Linked DNA regions of Homo sapiens: region 1 is linked to region 2. A link is a loop called in an ENCODE intact Hi-C map of the cell type or tissue named here. Cell type or tissue: transverse colon. All regions are shown on one strand. Links, peaks and the distances in the headings refer to the core of each region. The heading gives the core; the rest is flanking DNA. Region 1 overlaps TAFA1 (TAFA chemokine like family member 1). Region 2 overlaps SUCLG2-DT (SUCLG2 divergent transcript).

Evidence for each region. Peaks named below come from ENCODE experiments on the same cell type or tissue, not always from the same donor. Only the 100,000 strongest peaks of a DNase experiment are listed, where the experiment ranks them.
Region 1: a loop joins it to region 2, with 11 times the contacts of the local background. A loop is called at or near these places in 2 of 110 quality-filtered maps.

What each region holds. Positions count from the first base shown.
Region 1 is chr3:68,091,645-68,103,117 of GRCh38, reverse strand. All of the region lies in intron 2 of TAFA1 (TAFA chemokine like family member 1), which reads right to left. Among named protein-coding and RNA genes, the nearest start is that of TAFA1, 93 kb to the right of the region's middle. In transverse colon, for the core only: no CTCF peak of the experiment used is centred there; no DNase peak of the experiment used is centred there.
Region 2 is chr3:67,680,848-67,692,320 of GRCh38, reverse strand. The region is part of intron 3 of SUCLG2-DT (SUCLG2 divergent transcript); the gene reads right to left. Among named protein-coding and RNA genes, the nearest start is that of SUCLG2-DT, 32 kb to the right of the region's middle. In transverse colon, for the core only: no CTCF peak of the experiment used is centred there; no DNase peak of the experiment used is centred there.

The DNA.
Region 1 (11,473 bases), core at 1,659-9,658, 410 kb before region 2:
GACTTTGGACACCAGAGCCCTTTATCTCCAAACTTGGGTAATGCATAGTCCTTGGTCACTCCATGCATGCATGCACACACCCAGCATTCTTCTCTGACCTTAAGAGAATAAACTCAGGGAAGAAAGAAACTGGAAACAGATTCAGGGCCACTTATGCTGAGAATCCTAGGGTCTCCAGTACCCAGAACATGATTTGGGTAGGAGGACACTGGTTCTGGATGGACACAGCCCTTGGCCCAAGCATTCTTAGTTCATAGGAGCACAACCATAAGAAAGCCAGAGCTGGACCCTTAAGCCCAAGACCTTGTGCCAGGGCTAGTTGGCCTGGTCTAAAGGTGGTACAGACTGTAACTAATTGAAGAGAAATCTAAGAATCCAAGAGGTTATATAACTTGCCTCCTGGCCAATGGTAAAAACAAGTTAAAAGCAGAGATAACCTGCAAGTTCAGGCATCTTTTTCCTATCTACTTAGAAATGTACCAATAAACTTATAATAATCATAGTATATAACAGCAAGTTTGACAATTTTTTATAGGAGTGCTGATCCGAGCCTCACCCCTGGGTAAAACTCCAGGAATTCAGTATGGGAAAAAATATGAGAGCCAGCCTTCTGTGCATTTTAACGGTTAATTCACATTAATGTTTCTACTTGGTTCCCCTATTAATTATGGTAGGGTAAAAATCTTGCTATATACATAATTGAATGGTTGGACAAAGAGCTACAGGATGTTGCAAAATTGTAATATCACAGTTACCTGGGAAGTAGATAATTAAATGGTAGTAAAAAAGTAGCCTTTTAAATCTTAATCAGAGTATTTAAAGAATTGGACAGAGGTTTTAGAACTTTCATAGTAGGAGAGTTAACAGACTTTTAAACGTTAAGAGATGCCATCGGCCTCACATATTAGGCCAACATTGACGTTTCTACCTAAAATGAATTAGCGTAAGAGGAAATAAAGGAAGCATTTCCACTGAATCTAAAGGCATAATAACTTCCAGAGTCAAAATGTCAAAAAGGTATCAGCTACTCTAACACCTTCACCTTTATTCTTGTAAAAAATGAAACAAAATCTGTAATGCATTTTTATTTTTGACAAGACACTTGATTAAAAAATTGGTCTGACCCTACCGCACCTTGAAGAATCTAGACCTACTTAGCATTCTTCATGCAATTTTCTCTATCTGGAACCATCCACTTTGAGATCTGTGTTAATCTGGGTCTCAAAAAATATGCTTAAGGAGTAACTGGTCACATAAGCATCAGGAGTTGTCCAAAAGTAAAGAAAATTTCTGCTTGGATATAGGAGGAATTTGCCAGTTTTTGGAGAGCACTCCATGACATGACTCTACTCTAAAATACCTGAAGTCTTCCCAAGAGAAACCGTCTCCAATAGAACCTAGCAATGGTCTCAGTTCTCCATTGCATTTCTCAGCCTCAGTCTTCTCACAAGACATGGGAAGTATTGCTTTTTAGTACTGCTTGTGTGCTCCTTTTTCCTCTTCAAAACATGGAAGGCTATTCCTACTGAATAACCTTTTGACTTGTCATTCAAAGCCTTTGAAATCACACCTTCATCCATGTCCCTACAAAGGACATGAACTCATCATTTTTTATGGCTGCATAGTATTCCATGGTATATGTGTGCCACATTTTCTTAATCCAGTCTATCATTGTTGGACATTTGGGTTGGTTCCTAATGCTAAATGATGAGTTAATGAGTGCAGCACACCAACATGGCACATGTATACATATGTAACAAGCCTGCACGTTGTGCACATGTACCCTAAAACTTAAAGTTTAATAATAATAAAATTTTAAAAATATAATATAAAATAAAAATAAAAATAAAAAAAGAAATCACACCTTCAAGCCTTTGAAATCACACCTACCTTGAGGGCCTGACCTCTCCTATTTCCCATATCTAAAATAGGGGTCTGTATCAGAGGATGGAGGGTGGGAAGAAGGAGATGATCAGGAAAAATAACTAATGGGTACTAGGCTCAATACCTGGGTGATGAAATATTCTCTACTACAAACCCTCATGACACAAGTTTACCTATGTAACAAACCTGCACGTGTACTCTTGAACTTAAAATAAAAATTAAATAAAATCAACCTCCCACCAAAACAAAACAAAACAGGTGTCTAAACCTCTAGTGGCTAAAGTGAATGAACAGGTAACTAAACATGTGATGCTGGCTAGGTGTGCCAACATATATTGTTTTCCCACCTTTTGTTCCTGCTGATGGCTATATCACGTTTTGTCTTGTGCTATCGTAATGGGTATCTTTCCTACATCATTTCCTAGGCTGGAGGATTCTTAAGAAGAGGGATGAAATCTCATTCATTCCTGATTTCAGAGCAGAGTATCTGAAACACAAGGTATGTTCAAAAAATATCCCTTTATTGAATTATTGAAAGAGATATCAGGAAATATGCCTTTATTGATTAATAGATTTATATTGGGTCAATAGATAGCTGGAATCATTGAATGATAAATGACAAAAGAATGCTTAGAATGGAATTGAGCTGAGTGGAGTCTAAACATGCATGAAAGACGTATTGACAAGCAGTATCAGACACTAAATTTGGAAATGAGATTCAGAAAGCAAAAGACCAATCTGGTGGCCATGACAGTCCCATGCTAAACCAACACCCTCTGTTGCCCAGGCTGGAGTGCTCTTGGCCCATTGCAACCTCCACCTCTCAAGTTCAAGCAATTGCCCTGCCTCAGCCTCCCAAGTAGCCAGCATTACAGGCCCTGTCACCATGCCCGGCTAATTTTTGTATTTTTAGTAGAGACAGGGTTTCACCATGTTGGCCAGGCTGGTCTTGAACTCCTAACCTCAAATGATCTGCATGCCTCAGCCTCCCTAAGTGCTGGGATTACAGGCATGAACCACTGTGCCTGACCTTTCTACATGTTTATAGCTTTTGGGTTTTTTTGCTTTTTTAATTCAATTTTTATTTTATATTCAGGGATTGTACGTGGAGGTTTGTTTCCTGGGTATATTGAGTGATGCTGAGGTTTGGGTATGATTGATCCCATCATCTAGATAGTAAGCATATTACTCAATAGGGAGATTTTCAGCTCTTGTCCCTCTCCCTCCCTCCCCTTTCTAGTTGTCCCCAGTGTCTATTATTTCCACCTTTATGTCCATGTGTACCTAATGTTTAGCTCCCACTTATAGGTGAAAATATGTGATATTTGCTTTTCTGTTACTGTGTTAATTTTGCTAAGGACAGTGGCCTCCAGCTGCATGTATGTTGCTGCAAAGGGCATGGTTTCATTCTTTTTTATGGCTGTGTAGTATTCCATGGTGTGTATGTACCAAATTTTCTTTGTCCAATCCATTCTTGATGGGTACCTATGTTGATTATATGTCTTTGCTATTATGAATAGTGCTGCAATGAACATACAAGTGCATGTGTCTTTTTCATAGAACAATTTATCTTCCTTTGGGTCTATACCTAGTAATGGGATTGTTGGGTTGAATGGTAGTTCTGTTTTTAGTTCTTTGAGAAATTGCCAAACAGCATTCCACTGTGGCTGAACAAATTCATTTTCCCACCAAGAGTGTATAAGTGTTCTCCACAGACTCACCAGCACCTGTTGTCTTTGACTTTTTAATAATAGCCATTCTGACTGGTGTGAGATGGTAGCTTATTGTGATTTTGATTCACATTTCTCTGACGATTAGTGATATTGAGCATTTTTTTCATATATTTGTTGACAATTTGTATGTCTTCTTTTGAGAAGTGTCTGTTCATGTCCTTTTCCCACTTTTAAACGGGGTCATTTTGGTTTTGCTTATTGAATTAAGTTCCTGATAGATTCTGGATATTAGACCTTCCTCAGATTCATAGTTTGTGAATACTTTATCCCCTTTTGTAGGTTATCTGTTTACTCTATTGATATTTTCTTTTGCTGTGCAGAAGCTCTTTAGTTTAATTGAGTCCCACTTGTCAATTTTTGTTTTTGCTACAATTGCTTTTGAGAACTTAGTCGTAAATTCTTTCCCAAGATTGATATCCAGAATGCTATTTCCTAAGTTTTCTTATAAGATTTTTACAGTTTGAGGTCCTAAATTTAAGTCTTTAATTCATCTTGGGTTAATTTTTGTATATGGTGAGAAGTAGGAGTTCAGTTTTATCCCTCTGCATGAGGTTTGCCAGCTACCCCAGCACCATCTATTGAATAGGCAGTCATTTTCTCCAGGGCTTATTTTTGTCTGCTTTGTTGAAGATCAGATGGTTGTAGGTGTGCAGCTTTATTTCTGTGTTCTGTATTCTGTTCCATTGGTCTATACATCTGTTTTTGTACCCGTACCATGTTGTACCAGTTACTGCAACATTGTAGTATAGTTTGAAGTTGGGTAATGTGATACCTCCTTGTTCTTTTTGCTTAGGATTGCTTTGGCTATTAGTAATATGCTCATAGCATTCGTATCTCCCTCTACCATAGCACTTACTACCCTTCATTGGAATAATTTGCATAAGTCCGTCTCTGCCCACCACCCTATCTTTTGCTCCTCCAAGCAGATATCTCATCATTTGACTGGCACAATGCATTGCATATCACCAGAGGCCACTAAATATTTGGTGAATAGATGAATCAAAAAAGAAGATCCTAGGCAGACACAGGCCTAGTAAAAACTCACTAAGATATAGAAGTTAATGCCTTTATATATTTACTTTTATTCTTTCCATTTTATGGTATTGGAAACTGAACCTCTGGGAGATCTAGCAACTTCCCCCAAATCAAAAGACAGAAGTGGCACAGCATAATAGAAAATTCTGCTCTTCTTAAGAAGACACCAGTCATTTAGATGCATGTAACAGAAACATTTAAAAAAAAACAGTCACACCTTAAAATATCTCGAGTTGAGAGGTTGTGCTTTTTTTCCCCCATTTGATGCATTCAATTATTGACTTCCATCACGATTCTGTTAAAACACTGAATCTACTGCAAGTTTCATTTGAAAGGAATAACATAATTCTGCACAGTGAGACCACAACAGGTTCTTTGCAGTCAACAGTAGCTACAGGTATTGACTGTCCATCATGTGCTGGTCACTAACAAGAGCATCATATGCATAATTTTCTATTTCACAATTGAGAAACCTGAGGCTTGGGAGGAATAACCTGTCAACACTTTCAGGCCTGGCAAATGTGGAAGTAGGATCTATACTCTCATTTACGTGACAATGGGGGCCATATTTTATTGTGCCATGCTGTGGGAATTCTCTTTCTGAGAGCATCTGCCTCAACTCTTTATTCCCTTCCCTGCAGGAAATCAGTCCAGCACTGTACATTTCCATGGTCCTCTAGTAATCCTTCTTTCATAGCTCTTAATCTATTTTATTGTGCATACACTCATTCAACAAGTATTTATTGAGCACTAAGTCCCAGGCACGCACTGGGCATAGCAGTGAACAAGATAGACAAAATATCCTGCCTTACCCCTCTGCCAGACTATAAGCCACATACAGGCAGGGGACATGTTTGCCTTCCTTCCTCTCATATCTTATTGAATGAATAAGATCATTAAATCGACATGGATTCAAAACACTAAGTAACTGCTTTGAGACAACAGAATACAAACCCATATTATACATAGAGCCATTTCATCCAATGCTCACTTTAGGACAAATGAGAAGTGTTTAGTATTGGTGTGCCGTGCAGCAAACACAGAACCAAACACAAATGGGGAAGGAAAACAGAGACAATAACTTGTTTTGTTTACTCTCACATAAGTAGAAACAAACTGCTCTTCAACCTGAACATAATTGTTGTGGCCTTGAAGCTGAAAGGTGTTCATTTCAAATAAGGGCTACTATGAGAAAAAAAGTTTCATGTATAAAAACGTATGTTAATGAAGCTGAGATTCTGTAATTACAATCAAGTGAAACCCAACCCCAGGTTACACTTCCCATTGCTTGTGTGTCAGGCGATCATTTCTCTTATGATATATTCATGGTGAACACAAGGTCGGAAAATGCATCTACAGTGACAAAAGACAATTCTTTTGCTTAGGAATCATCCCAGAGCATCTGTTATTAAATCTCTCAGCTCACAGAAGCACAATGTAGACAGAAAGGAACACCTAGTGAAAGAAATATTCAATCAGGCCCCAGATACCATTTTACCTGCTGAAGGTGCCTAGGGGTATACACCTGCTGGATTGTAATTAGGTGTTTTCAAAAACTCTCCAATCTATCTGATTGCTTTCCACCATTACCTCTGAGAATAACTTTCCCAAACTCTCACTTCTAAGCTATATAAAAGTGCTTTGCGATTCTAATTCTCTTAAGGTGCAGGGTGTGTGTGCATGTGTATTTGTGTATTATCTAGACATACTCCATGTTAATGACAATGTCTTTCTTGTTAGACAACATGCCTCTATAATAGGTGTTAACTTAGCCTGTAATTTAAGAGTACAGGCTTTGTTGTCCTATATCCCAGCTTGGCTGTGAATACAAGCTGTCTGACTTTGGAGAAGTTAACTAACTTCTCCAAGCCTTAGTTTCCCCAGCTGGAAAAATGTAGCTAATGCTCCTACCTTACAGGATTGTTGAAAGAACAAAATAAGATGATGTATCCAAAGCATTCTTAATAAAGGAAATTCTCTGAAGTCAGCTCTACTATCTTGGCAAGTCATTTAGCCTCTCTGACACCAGTTTCCTGATCTGTAAAATGAGAACATTCATTCATGGGCAATTTTGCCAGGATTAAATTAATTAATATGTGGATGGCAAAGATATGGAATAACCTAAGTGTCCACCAATGGATGAATGAATAAAGAAAATGTGGTACATATGTACAATGGAATACTATTTGACCATAAAAAAGAATGAAATCTTGTCATGTGAAGCAATGGGAATGGAACTGGAGATCATTATGTTAAGTAAAACAAGCCAGGCACAGAAAGACAAATATTGCATGTTCTCACTCATATGTGAGAGCTAAAAAATTTAATCTCAAGGAGGTAGAGGGTAGAATGATAGAGAGTAGAATGACAGTAGAATGGAAAGTGTGTGTGAGTGGGAGGGGGAGAATGAAAAGAAGTTGGTTAATGGGTACAAACACAGTTAGATAGAACAGTTAAAAACAATGTATTGCATATCTCAAAATAGCTAGAATAGAGGTTTTGAAATGTTCCCGACACATAGAAATGATAAATGCTTCTGGTGATGGATAGCCTATCTACCATGACTTGATCATGACACATTCTATGCATGTAACAAAATATTATGTGTACCCAATAAATATACACAAATATTATGTATCAATAAAAATAAACAAGTAAAGTTAAACATACTTCCTTAAAATTAACTAATTAATGCATGGAAAGTGCTTAACACAGTGTCTGAGATGACACAGTAAGTAAGTGCTCAATAAATGTTACGAATTAGTAGTGTTGTTACTTTTATTATCATCACTATCATCACCACCATCATCATTATCATCACCAGATAATCTGATTAAGGGTGAGGACCATGTCTTACAAATATTTCCTCAGCCCATATTTTGGGAAGCTAAATATTCCTTAAAATCTGTGAGGGCTATCATGAGAATTTTTGGGTGAAAACTCTGCAGCATAAAGACATAACACCATGGAAAGTGGGTCCTGATTTTAACAATAAGACATTAAACCTATTACATTAAAACCCAATATTCCAGGACCAGCATAGAAAGCTTTTTATGTCTGAGTGCCTACAGGCTTGAATAGCACGAAGCAAGGGTATCTCTTTGCAAAAATATTTCCAAATAGCATTCTTTGAATTGATAAAAACTGTTTTTTAAAATGACACCACTTAAATGAAACTCAGAGATATTTCCATTTCAACTGATATCAAGATCAAAGGATTGCATCTCATGGGATGTCAGAAATGAGAGAACTTGTAAGTGGCAGAGGTTAGAACCTAAGAGCTATATCAAACGTGGGAAGAACAGGAGTGTCCAGGGAGCTGTAAACCCACTTTGGAAAACAGCCAATCAGATCTCTCTGGCTGGAAGACAAAGAACCAGAATGCTACCTGCCTGAAACCAAGCCACTTAAGGGCCTCTGAGAGGGTCACAGGCCATTTCCATGATGGGTGACCTTGTACAGTCTGCCATAGGAGTAATTCTCTGGAACTACCAACAGTTATTCTACAAGATGACTCCTTGTTAATCAGAGAAAAATGACCAACAGGAGCTAAAGCAACTTCCAGTTATGATAGAGGACCAAGTTTGTGTTCAATTTCTTTTTTCTCCCTTCTCTTCTCTGACTTTTCACATCACCCTATAGGTTAACACCTGTGATAGTGAAGCAGCAAGAACACTAACATCCACTCAGTACTTGTGATATAAGTACAACACTGTAGGGTAGGTGGCCATATCTCTATTTTACACTTGAGAATACTGAGGCTCATGGGGGTTAAATAACTTGCCAGAGCTAGGATTAGAAAAATTGATCTCTCTCCTTCTATCCTTCCATGAGAACTGGCTCAGTATGTCTGTTCCCTACTGTAACCTCAGCACCTAACTGATACTTTCTAAGCATTCTTCAGCAAATATTATTAACAATTCACTTTCTCAGATACAAACAAAATCTGACTTTCTTAATATTTGTCATAAAATGCACGTAGGAAAGTCTGTTTCTTTTATTCCTTCATTTAACAGATAGTTACAAGTCCCTACTGTGTTCCAGGAACTGGAGATACCTCCGGGAATATAATAGACTAAGAGCCCTGCCTGTGGACCTCATCTTCTAATTGAGGAAGTGAGACAGTAAGTAACAAAGTCAATAAATAAACAGATTACTTAGGATGCCAGAGAAGGATTCTTTGGCTCAGAGAAGATGAAGAATAACAACACCCACAAACCCACCAAAGTTGGAAATCATGATGGATGGAATTAGAGTTTTTTTAGGTATCATATTTTTGAACATGTTAAACTGGTATATTTTTTATATTTTTCATTCATCTTAAATCACAGTATCCTAGGCATCCACCCCCCACTCTAATGGGTTTCAGCACCTGAGAGAAAGAACAGGCATCATCTACAATAACAAAATCCTTATACATGTTGACTGTCAAATTAGATTTATTTTGAGTCCATAACATGAAAATAGTTTTGACAGTCAGGCATTGTCAAAAAGAGAAAAATATATGTAAATTGCAAAAACTTCCTTTCCATATCAAGAGACAGGCCTGGTGACTAGATCTATGAGGTTTTTCTATATGCCATGGGTAGAGGAAACTCAGGATAGAATATACTGTAAGTTCTCATTTAAGGGGGAAACAGAGAATGCTTCCAGGTGATAAGAAACTTGGATTCTTATTTTTCATCAACCTTTATCCAACTTTGGTAGCCAATCCTCAGGGGGAGTAATAAAAACACAAGATATATTGATATGGGATGCCATAAGCAGCTTTCCACCTATAGCTCTGGGGGAATGCAACTAGCAATATGCAACCTTCTGACCTGGAGCAGCTGCAGAAGAATACAAATGGCCACATCACATAGTCAGACAGAAAGTGACCCATTAGACTGACCTACCTCCCGAGATCCCACCACAGTGCTGCAAAGATTGGGATGATTGGGATAATATAAGAAAGATCTAAAAGTTTCTGGGATCTCTTAGGCACAATAAATAGTAGTTGAAATTTAAGAACCAAGAAGGGCCTGCCATGGGTGTGCTAGGGAAGTTTTTAAGGTCTTCCTCAGAGCTGAAATAAGGGGGATGGAAACTAGTTTAACATCATCATGGCTCAGACCCAAAGGTAGTGAAATTAGACCAAGTTATGGGACAGGAAAGAGGAAGTAGGAAGGAAAGCCTAGGTGGGAAGAACACATTCATCAGCTGTGAATTTGAGAGACATATACAGAAAGAGGCTCAGTGACCAGGCCGGACAAGAATTAAACTCAATGAAGGCCAAGAAGAGCCCAGGTAACAGTCCAGCTACAGCTCACTCCAGCATTCTTTCCTCCAACACTGAGAGTACACGAAAGCTTTTTTCTTTGTTTAATGCCACCCAGGATTTTGAGGAAGGACAGGGAAGACTTTCGAGAGGAAATAAACATACATAAAGTGAATTTCATTTATTAATCTGACTGATTATGTATCCAAAAGAAACTGAGCTAACCTGAAAGAGACTGTTTAAAACTAGCAGGTAATAAAATACTTAAAATTAAGTTTTTCCCAGCCAGCCTTGTTCAGCAGAGACAATAAAGCTAACGGAGTTGTAGTGTGTAAATCTTGGTCTCTGGGTTAAAGGGATACTAACTCAGCCATTATGATTTATCCTGCCTTCTTCTGTATGCACATGGGGGCTGCTGATTTTATTTTGGTACATTTGGGGAGTGCGATTGCTATTCTGGTGGGTGTCCAGATATTAGGAGTTTCTGTTTATGACTTCTGAGAGCTGTTTGTTGGAAAGAAGTGTTCTTTTGCCTGCTAATGTACCTATAAACTCTTTAATGAAAACTGCTTAATAAGCCCCATGAAAGATTTACCTGAGATGGAAGGAGGAATTTACTGGCAGAACATGACTCACTTTCCTTCCTATTTTCTTGTCCATTTATCACTGGTCTAAAACTCTTCTTGAAAAGTTGAAATCTCTCCCCACACTGGTATCTGTTCTTCATAGCTTCTTCCCAAGAAGTCGTCCTTCACCCAAAGCATGTAAGAATATGTGCTGACCTCCACCTTCTCAGAACCTTTTTCTCTAAATACCACTTAGGCTTCTAGATCTTTCTGACTTTTTCTCTATAACAAGTCACTGTTGACTGAGCTATTTTCCTCTTCAGGTATATTTACATTTTGTCAGGTTTTATCCCAAATCTAGAATCAGCAGTTCAATCAGGGATAAAGTCTTTAGGCATCAGAAAAAAAAAAGGTGTGTGTTTCATTCATTAATGCTCTCAAGCCAAAGACCAATAAAAATGCACCTTAATTTGAACAATGTTGGGTTTATTCACTTGCTGCAATGAGGGAGAGCTGATGCCATTGGGACTGAGGTGAGTTGGGTATTAGAGAGGGCTTATTACAGAATTTGGGCTTATGTTTTGTGATTTGGGAGATAATTCCAGGAAATGGGACATTGCTTTGAACTGGATGTTGTCTAGAAGCTGGGATAATTCTGTGACTGGGTATCTTAATAATTCTTACTTAGGAGATGAAAACACAGGACAAGGTGAAAACTGTTAAGGAAACCAGCAGTCATTCAAACTGTTATAGGAGATACTTGGTCATTTTTTGTGGCCTGGAAAATGTTTATGCTTTTGTCTGTGTTCTTAAATGATTAGAGTTCTTGTCTCGATCCCAGCATCTCAGCATGGTCTTGTGTGATATTGATGTTCTGTGAAATCGTTTGGGTTAGCCAGGTGAACATGGCCCCACTGCATGTGTGAGGCTGGCTCCTGCCTCTCAGGGCTGCTTTTTTCATCCTCAGTTTGCTCATTCATTCATTCATTTGTAGTGGT
Region 2 (11,473 bases), core at 1,200-9,199:
GAATAAGAACTGAGAGTTATGGGAGTCTGGGAAACAAAACTTAAAAGATGGCTTCTCCACAAGTCATAGTAAAAAAGAATTGGCCCCTACTGTTATCCATGCATGTGTCACTCTAGTCAAGATTAAATTGATTAAATTCCAATAGAAAAAATGTGACTAACTTGACTTGGGTTATATCTCTGTTTCTTGGCCGTGGAAAGAGAGGTATTTCAATTATCAGTACCATCAACACTTCAAATCATGGAGAGATAATTAGCCAAAGACAAAAAAAAAAAAATGCTGTTAGAGCAAATGTGCACCTCTGCCTCCCCAGGTGATTATGAGGCACAGCCAGGTTTGCAAACCAGTGGCTTGGTTCAACCACCAAACAACCACCAACCAGATATTTGAATTCTCCCTACAACAGGCATACCAATGCACTTGAATGCAAACTTCCCAAGAGAGCTCGAAGTTCTTTCTTCTTAGAATAAATATATCAATTGCTTTTCTAAAGGAGTCTGCCCTCCCTCATGTCCCTGTTGAATAAACAGAGTATCTCACCTCACAGATAGTCCTAGCTAACTCCTCCCTGCTCAGTTTGCGAGGTCACACTGGCATCTTACCACTCCTTAAGCACACATCTCCTGAAATTATTTTGCGCTTGCTGATCCCTCTGCATAGGACACTCTTCCTCCAGAAACCACACATCTTATTCTCTCCCTTCCTTCATTCAGTTCCTTAATTTAAATTAGCTGGCTGGATGCAGTGGCTTATGACTATAATCCCAGTGTTTTGGGAGGCTGAGGTGAGAATATTGCTTGAGCCCAGGAGTTCAAGACCAGCCTGGGCAACATAGTGAGACCTCATTTCTACAAAAAATTAAAAACTAGCTCAGCATGGTGCTGTGTGCCTGTACTCTCAGTTCCTCAGGAGTCTGAGACAGGGGAATCCCTTGAGCCCAGGAGTTTGAAGCTACAATGAGCTATGATCATGCTGCTGTACTCCAGCCAGAGTGACAAAATAAGATTTTGTCTCAAAAAAAAAAAAAAAAAATTGGCTGGGTGTGGTGGCTCCCGTCTGTAATCCTGGCACTTTGGGAAGTTGAGACAGGCAGAGTGCTTGAGCTTAGGTTCAAGACCAGCCTGGGCAACAAAATGAGACCCCATCTCTATAAAAACTATAAAGATTAGCCAGACATCGTGGCGCATGCCTGTTCCCAGCTACTTGGGGGGCTGAGGTGGGAGGATCACTTGGGCCCAGGAGGTCAATGCTGCAATGATCTGAGATCACATCATGGCACTCCAGCCTGGATGACAAAGTGAGACTGTCTCAAAAAAAAAAATTACTTTAAGTTCACTTATTTAAAAATCAGCTTCACCCCTCTCCCCAGTACTTCCTAGCTCCTTTTCCTGCTTTTTTTTTTTCTTTTCACTTATCGCTGTCTGACATACTATACATTTTCTTAATGGATTTGTTCATTGTCTACCTTCCCCCTCTAGAATATAAGCCCCTTGAGGACAGGAAGCTAGTATGTTTTATTCAGTTGTATATCCTCACTCTTGTAACAGTGCCTGTCATATTGAAAATGCTCAATAAATATCTGATGAATATATATATATAACATCTTTGAAATACCTCTATCAGTATCAACTGTGGCACTTTGTTCAAAATTTGGCTTTATGTCCCACCCCCTTTCAGAACCTTCAGTAAGCGGAGACTAGGAATCTGCATTCAGAATCTTCCCAAGCGATGCAAATGAACAACTGAAGTTTGAAAATTGCTACTTTAGCTTTCTCCAAAACCAGCATAAACCCCCTTTTCATGTTATACTTCATTAGATGTTTAAAGACAGCTCTTCTATCCCCTTCCTCTAACCGACTTTGGGTTTTCTTTGTCTTAGACTGAACAGCTAAACCTTCTAGAGCCATCCCTCCTACAAGGCCCCTTAGTACCCCAGAAGGTCAGGCTGCATTCTCTGAATGCACTTCCATTCATTGTCTTTCCATTTAGAGTGATCTTGGTTGGGGAGTGGGTCTCTAACCGACAGCTCTCTAAAGACCCTTGCACAGTTTTTGAAATTAGTTCTTACACTTGAGAAACTCTGCCCTTTTTCCCTTTGCACTATCCCTTGGGAAGATGTTCAAAAAGATGACAATGTTCAGGCTTGTGATCTCAGAGTAGAAAATACACCCAGGCTGTGTGTTTCTGTCCTGTGTGTTTTTGCCCCATTAGAGACCAGACAGAGCATCTGTATATGAGTCTCCAACAAACGATCACATGAAAAATGATGTGTGATGACAAGGCAAAGAGTGCAAAAGAGATTGTCAAGTGAAAGGAGAGGACATAAAGGAGTTATTGTCAGAGAGTGTGTTGGTCAACAGATAGATAGCAATCTAAAGAATGTCTTCTGTTAGAGTTCTACATAGCATACAGCTTATGCTCTACCTGAGTAGGCTGGGTTTTGTTTCATTACACTGAAAGAGTAAATGGTACCTTAATATATATTTTCATTACCAGGGTATCTATTATTCAGATCATCTATGTTAGCTAACTGATTATGCTACTGCATATTTTTTTATTGTTCCAAAAATTTGAAAAAGCAAATTTGGCAAAAATCTTGGAACTCAGCTTTCCTACAAACTAGAGTAGTCTTCGTTGATTAATTCATATAACCAACATGCTAGGCAGACTAATATCCAACCCCGCCCATCAAATATTCACACCTTAGTCCTCAGAACCTGTAAATACATTATGAGACAAAAGGCAAGTGTGATTATATTAAGAATCTTGACGAGGGTAGAAAATCTTGGATTCTCCAATAGGTCCAATTCAATCTCATGAGTCCTTAAAATCAAAGAATTTTTCCTGTGGTTCAGAGAGATGTGACTATGGAAGCATGATCAGAGAGAAGCAAGGTTATTGGCTTTGAAGTTGGAAAAAAAGAGCCATAAGCCATGGAATGTTGGTGTCCTCTAGAAGCTGGAAAAGGCATGGAAACAGATTCTCCCTGACAGCCTCCAGAAAAGACCACAGCCCTGCCAACATCTTGGCTTTAACCCAGGTTTCAGACTTGCAAAACTGTAAGATAATAAATTTGTATTTATTGAAGCCACCAAGTACATGGTAATTTATTATAGAAGGAACAGAAAACTAATACAACCAATGTGCAGATATAGTAATAAAATAAAGTATATCAGGTACTATGCTCATAATAGCTTCATTAGTAAAAGTCCCAAATTAGAAACAATTCCGATCTACCAAAAGGCAATTACACCCTGGGTACTGTCACGGATATATCCAGTTGACAAAATTCATCAAACTGCAACAGACAATAAATACAATTCTCTATATGTATATTATAATGCAATAAAATTTATTAAAGGGCAATGATGGTACATGTGTCCATGTATGTACCATCTATACTATGCAATCATTTAAAATTCATGGTTTAACAGAGAAGTCAGCAAACAATCTGGCTCAATGCCTGCTTTGAGCACAACCATACCCATTCATTACATATCCTCTATGGTGGCTCTCTTGCTATGGTAGCAGAATTCAGTAGGTGCAACAGAGACCATGTATCCTGTAGAGCCACTAAAATATTTCCTCTATAGTCTGTATTTCAGAGCATACCACAAGGAGTTCCATGTAGATTTTCTTAAGTTTCTAGATATTTTTTCCCAGTCATTGGCACAACCAAAGGCAGAGCTTTCAAACCAAGTCTCTCACCTACCAGGTTGGCAGCCAAGCAGGCAGTGGCTTTTTATTCATCCACTTGACAGATATGTATTGAGTGCTGGGTAAACATGGGCCAGGCCCTGTGATAGAAGCTGGATATACTTAAATGCATAAATTACATATGTCTAGCCCCTTGTGGAGGTTACGATTCTATCAATCTGCGCAGTCCAGATGTGGAAGTCCCCAAAGGTGATTCATGAACCACCAGCATCAGCATCACTGGGAAATTGCTACAAATGCAAATTCTCAGGCCCTACACTGCCTCTATTGAATCATATATCTAGGGATGGACCCAACTATGTGTTTTTTCCAGACCAGCAGGAAATTCTGTTGTATGTTCAAGTTTGAGAATCACTGAACTAAACCCAAAAGGTCTGTGCTAGGATAAGTGTTTCGTGAACCAGATTTTAGGAATGGAAATAGCTCTTCACAACACCCATGCTGGAAGATACTTTGTCCACCTTAACTATCTGTCTTACCCATTGTTTTGTTGCTTATAACAGAATACCTAAACCTAGGTAATTTATAAAGAAAGGAATTTATTTCTTACAGATATGGAGGCTGAGAAGTCTGGAGTCAAGGGACGGCATCTGATGAGTGCCTTCTTGCTAGCTGGGACTCTCTGCAGAGTCCCAAGGCAATGTAGGGCATCACATGGTGAGGGAGCTGAGTGTGCTACCTCAGATCTCTCTTCCTCATCTTATAAAGCCACCACTCCCACTCACTTAATAATTCATTAATCCATTAACGCATGAATCTATGAATTCATGAATACATTAATCCATTCATGAGGGCAACACCTTCATGACCCAATCCCTTCTTAAAGTCCTTACTTCTCAATGATACCGCATTGGGGATTAAATTTCAACATGAATTTTGGAGGAGACAAATATTCAAACCATAGCACTATCCTATGTAATAATTTATTTTTATTAAAGTTATAGGAAATTGACAGCAAAGCACACCATAGAATGTGTAGATTGCTTAACATGTGCAGAATGCAGAGCAAGGCACTGCAGTCAATGCTAAGGAAATATAAAGGATGCTTGGTGCTGTGCTGCTTTCTCAGTGAGAGAGAAAAAGAACCCATAGTATCAGCATCATTATATACCAGAAATTGTCAAACATTTTCTGCAAAAGTCCAGATTGTAAGTACTTTAGACTTTGTGGGCCATATAATCTCTGTCACAACTATTCAACTCTAGTGTTGTAGCACAAAAGCAGCATATTTATAGACAATATGTAAATAAATGGGCATAGCAGTGTTCCAATAAAACTTTATTTACACAAACTGGTAGTGGGCCCTTAGGTTGTAGATTCCTGATCCCTGTCATATACCATTATTACCATATATCATTATACATGATGCCATGAACCATGCTATACGGCTTCACCACATATTTCATTTTGTTCAAATTTTAACGTAATTTTCCCTGTAATTTTGTCATATATGATCACCTAACTTTGACCTTCAAAAGCTCTGTTAATATCTTGTTAATGAAAACATTATTCAGAGCAGTAACCTTCAAGATATAATCTTACTTCAATGAATGAATACATTCTACTTGTTTATTATCACAATACTAGCTTCTGTAAAAAAAAATTCTGAGGTTGGCATTGCTATTTTAGAAATTAGAAACTAAAACTTAAAGAGGTTAAGCAATCGTTGAAGTTCATACAAAAAATAATTTTTTGAGCCAGGGTTCAAACTCTAGTATTTTTGGCACTGAAGCAGCCATTTCTGGGTACTATCTCCCCATGGAGTGAATATGCTTAAAATCTAACCAGAAATTGGGTTCAGGGTACAAATGGAATATTTATGCCTCTGTGGCTATTTCTCTTCTTGACTGTGTCCTATAATTATTATTTCAGTTTACAAGCATTTCATGTCTTTAAATTTCATGACAGTCACACATACATCATAGATAAGTCATAACCCAAAACCCTAAGCACATTACTAGTTAAGTAATGATAGAATAGGAAACATTCTGTAACAGCTCAATCAGTAATATAATATCCTTCACAATATAGTTCTATAGTCATCTGTATTAGTCTATTCTCATGCTGCATAGTAATAAAGACATAGCCCAGACTGGGTAATTTATAAAGGAAAGAGGTTTAATTGGCTCACAGTTCAGCATGATTGGGGAAGCCTCAGGAAACTTACTATATGTTACAATCAAGGGGAAGCAAACACGTCCTTCTTCACGTGGCAGCAGCAAGAAGAAGTGCCAAGCAAAAGGGGAAAAGCCCCTTATAAAACCATCAGATCTCGTGAGAACTAACTCGCTAACTAACTCACTATCACAAGAACAGGATGGGGAAAACAGCCCCCATGATGCAATTATCTCCATCTGGCCCCTCCTATGACATACGGGGATTATGGGTACTACAAATCAAGATGAGTTTGGGTAGGGACACAGCCAAATCACGTCATCATCTATCCCTGGTCTAATATCTACGTGACTGTTGGCAGGTCTTTTTCCTCCTTAGACAATTTTCCAGTCTAAAGCGGAAGGTCTTGGTCTATTGTTTATAAGTCTAACTTTAAATTCCAAATTCTAATTCTATAACAATATGACATTCTTCCTCAGTCTTCCTTTCTTATGGAACACAATCACATATGGTTACAGAATGCATTCTTTGGCTCTTGATACATATGTTGAACCAAATGTCCAACTTTGAAGGATTTACATCCTTAAAAATTAAGAAATGGATCATTTCAAGCCATAGAGGAGAAACAAATATCTGGGGCCACCATCATTTCTAAAGAAATAGTAAACAAAACCAAAGATTATAGAATCTTCAGGGAGTTCACTTGTGATATTCTGCAAATAGGAAGTGAAAATGAAAGTGATAAAATAAGGCTTGTTAAATCTGAGACTATGAGCAGATCTGTACAGATGGGAACATCAGTGAACAAGCACCCATGCATGTTTTCAGGTCAGATGAAGAGCCACTGAAAATAGATCAGAAAGCAACAGAGCCTGGCAGGGTGCGTCTGAAAGAAAATAATTTAAACTTAGCCTCCATGGGAAAAAGAAGCTCACCATCATCCCATTTCCCTTATAAGATATGGCTCTAATATGTTGGTCATTCAGAAAACAAGAGTCAATGGAGAGAAACACAGGATTTGGACAAACACATGAACAAAGAAATGGGTTCCAGCCTTTCCTGGGTATTCAGCAGCTCAACAATATGGATGATTTTTTTTCGTTCATGCTGAAATGAAAAATTTAAAACTTTTGTCATGAATCTACATTTATTTAATTTAAAGGGTTATATTATTTTCTCAGATTTTGTCCTTCCCTTTTTGTTGTTGTTGCTAAATTTCTTTCTTTTGCAAGAATGATGAGAATTTAGTTGGCTTTGCTTCTTTGTTGCCTTCACTTAAGAAAATAAAAGTAAATTTTGTCAACTTTATATCAGTTCCATTAAAAAAAAATTGAAATTGGGTACAATGTTCACTGCTTGGGTGATGGGTACACTAAGAGCCCAGACTTTGCCACTGAACAAATATACCCACATAACAAAACTGCTCGGGTACCCTCTGAATCCATACAAATATTAAAAACTAAATTTAATTTAAAAACAAAAATATTTGAAATTATTTTGGTTCATGAAACCCAAAAGGCTCAGGGGTCTGCTTATCGTGTGACATTTGGATGCTGTCACTCTGTGGATCTTGATAACAGCTTCATTGTTGAGCACCTATTCAAGTCAAGTACTTTACATTCATTATTTATAATTATTCCCCAAATTCTGCAAGGCATATATCGCCATTCAAAGTCTATGAATGATGATGATGAAGTTCACAGAAGTTAAAGGACAAGCCCAAGGTTACACAGCTATTAAAATGGACATCCTCAATGTCCTTTCTCAAAGGCAATGCAGCCACTTATATCTGACTACAAACCCACAGAAATCTCCATGGTGAATTATTGAAAATTGGCAAAACTCTTTTTTACTTCAAAGGGACACAAATGGCAATCAACAGACTCACATTCATCCTCACAGGCAACCCCCACAACTAAAATGTGAACATTTTCCCCTAACAGCAAAAAAGTTGTAAGTGATTTTAAATGTTTATATGTCTTAATGTGGCTCAATCCATCAGTAGCATTTTGGATATACTCCATTTTGGAAGAGTCGGAAAAACAGTTGGCAGCATTTTGTGCATTTTATTTTAATTTAGAGGGGGGACATTTGAGATCTGCAATTAAAAAGAGGTTTGCTTTGGCTGTGACGAACTGATGTAATTCACAATTTAAACTCATTTGAGAAAAATAACAACAGCTACAACTGTCACATTTGCCAGGGAGGGAAATAGGATGAACAACAACAGGGCCCGGGAGGAGAAAAACAGCTCATTGATAGGACTACAGATTATACAGATTAGTCATTGCAAGGGCAGAGTAAGCATCCATGGACAATCATTTGACATTTTATAAAATAGAATGGCGACTGCTTAACAATATTTTCAAAGGGATTCACCAAGAAGCTTTGATAATGATGGCCTATTTGAAGCTACAACCTAGTGATAGGTAGGGTATTAAAAGAAGGAAATTTTGCACACTGAATTGTTAAATTAGAATGTAAACTGGAGCCCAGAGTGGCATGAAATATATAGAACCAGTAGTCATAGAGGGAATCTTTCCATTCTGTCCTGTCACAAGTGAAAACTGAGAATTCTCACAGCTTGAGATTTTAAATCCTGGGGAAATTATAAATGGCTGGGTTTACTAAGGGACTACTCTGGGTCTGCAAAACTAACATTTACCCATTGAGTGGTTTACAAGAAAGCCTATGTTCTTGTGAGGCTTATTGCAGCATCCTCTTTGAAAACTCCTCTGGCCTTGAAAGTGAGTGAGACTTTGACAGAAACTAAGTTTTATTTCCCATGTGATGAACTCAAGCTATGGCTCAATGTTTTGAGTTTTTCACTCAAGCAATCAACATATATGAAGGAAATGACAGTTTGAAATATCAAACTGCATTTTGCTTCTTGGGAGGAAGTTGCTTTCCCCATTTACAGCTCTTCTGCCATGAAGATTGGGCTAAGAAGCTGAGACCAATTGCTGCAGAGATGGAGACAGAAGTGATACACAACCAGATATTTCCAGGAAGGAAAGTGGAAAGCCCTGCTAACAGGTATAGTCTTAAGGGAGACAAAAAAAAAAAAAAAAAAAAAAAGGCCAAGAATCTAGACCCTTTTGTCTTCCTATGTGCCTAGCAGATATGACCTTTGGACTCCAAAGTGCAACAAGCTAGCTACAGGCAAAGCCAGCATTAAGGACTGTCACCCCAAATACCAGAATGAGATAGGATCCCCCTTATAGCAACTGCTCGGGGAAGAAGAGCCAGAGAAGGGGAAGGACAAGCATCTAGAGCAGCTCTGTCCAATAGAAACATCATGAAAGCCATGCATACAATTAAAAACCTTCTGGTAACCACATTTGAGAATGCAAAATTAAACAGGTAAAAATTTTAATACTATAGTTTATTTAACCCAATATAATCAAAATTCTATAATTTTAATATATAATCAATACAAAAGTACTAATCAGATATTTTACGTCTTTAAAATCCAGTGCATATTCCATTGGATTTCATTTACAGCAAAGATCAATTCAGACTAATCACATTTCAGGTGATCAGTGGCCACGTGTATTGAGTAGCACAGATTAGAATAAATCAAGTTTAAATTTTAGGGCATTTTAAATCAGAAAAAAACAAGGGACCTTGAATAGACAAAACTATTTGCTTATTTTTCTGCTTAAATCCAGGGCAACAGTCAAAGAGAAAAGAGAGACCAGTATTAGAAAAATAAAAGTTGGCCAGGCATGGTGGCTCCTACCTATAATCCCAGTGCTTTTGGAGACTGAGGTGGGAGGATCACTTGAGCCTAGGAGTTTAAGACCAGCCTGGTAACATATGGTAACATAACCTCTTCTCTACAAAATTTTAAAAATTAGCCAGGTGTGGTGGCACACACCTGTGGTCCCAGCTACTTTGGAGGCCGAGGTGAGAGGATTGCTTGAGTCCAGGAGGTCAAGGCTGCAGTGAGCCAGGTTGATGCCACTGCACTGCAGCCTCAGTGACAGAGCAAGACCATGTCTCAAAAAAATGAAAAATAAATAAATTAGTTAAAGTGGAACCATAGAATTATGTAATTGACTTATTGTACTATTTCAGGTATCGCATAGAAAATCTAATCCTACTGCACAGAAGTCTACTGAGTGTCTACTATGTGACAGGTTTGGATGGGACTGAGAAAATGCAAAGATTAATAAGACACAGAATGGTTTATGATGCTCAGGGGTAGGCCCATGATAAAAAATAATAAAGATATGATAGAACATAAATAGAGACAAAAAGCAACAGTGTGGGAATCCAGGAAAGTCAGTAATTAATGTTTCTGGGTTGCTGTTGGCCATAAGCTCAAGGAGGGTTGCAACCATATCTGTTTTATTTGCCACTTTCTCAAGAGTACCTGACATAGGGCTCAATAAAAGTGTGTTGAACGAGTGAGTGAACGATTGCTGGTTAGAGAGAACCAGGTGAGGAAAGGCCTCATATTTGGTGTGGTATTTGAATTTGGCTTCGAAGAACTAACTGGTCTTCACCTAGGAGAGTAGAACACTTTAGACCAAAAGACCTGAACATCCAGGTAGGTGGATATTTAGGGCACATTCAGTCAATGATATTTGATCTTGTGAGACAGGAGTGTAGATGGAGACAGAAGATGAGATGGAAAAGTTAGGTTGGGGCCAGATGGTAAAAAATGTGGAGGGGTTTCTATGAACTATTTGCAGGATTAGTCTATTCTAGCCACGTACCGATAGCAGTATAGTGAGGTTAAAAATTCCTGCAATGCTAAAACAGACTTTTGCAGCATATTGATCTCCTGTTTTTAGAGCTTTCAGAAAGCAATCAACCATCAGACAGCCTAACAGTGGTAAACGACAATATACATTCTTTAGAGCTGACCGTACATTGCTGTTGAATTTTCCCCATCTCAGTTAACTTTCTTTTTCTTTCCTGAATAAATTTACGGAGAGAACAATATAAGCAGTGAATAAAATGAAAATGCACTGGGTTACATTTCACCCCAAAATAATAGAATGAGATTTTTTTTTTTAACGGGAAGAGGAGTGGTAATTTTTGCTCGCTGTTATCATCAAGGATTTCTTATCTACTAAAATAATATCAAATATACTATCCAACTGGTAATATTAACACATAAATCCCAGGACTACATCTAGAAATGTTTCTGCTATAAAAAAAGAATGTTCCTGACTAATGTGGTACATTTATAAACTCAATGTGCATATGGCAATAGCAAGTTTAGAGAGTGGCAATAAACAAACAAAAAAATAAAGAGGAGAGGATAGTTTATGAAGCTTATAAAGGCCTTATTAGAGCATTCGGGTAATTGGAAATTTGAATATGGCCAATACAATTTGGACCCAGGTTAAAACAGAGTTGGTTCAGTGTTGTGGTTAGCAAAATAAACATCAGAGTCAGATATGCAAGGGTTTCAGTACTGGCTCCTTTTGTTACTACAAGGTTGGTGCAAAAGTAATGGCAAAAACCGCAATTACTTTTGCATCAACCTAATAGTAAGTGACTTACCTCTCTGATCGTCAGATTTTTATTCATAAAATGAGGGGATCATAAACCTAACACTAAGGGTTGTTATGAACACTGCATGCAATTATAAAGAAGTTCCTGACACACGGTAACAGCTCAAAAA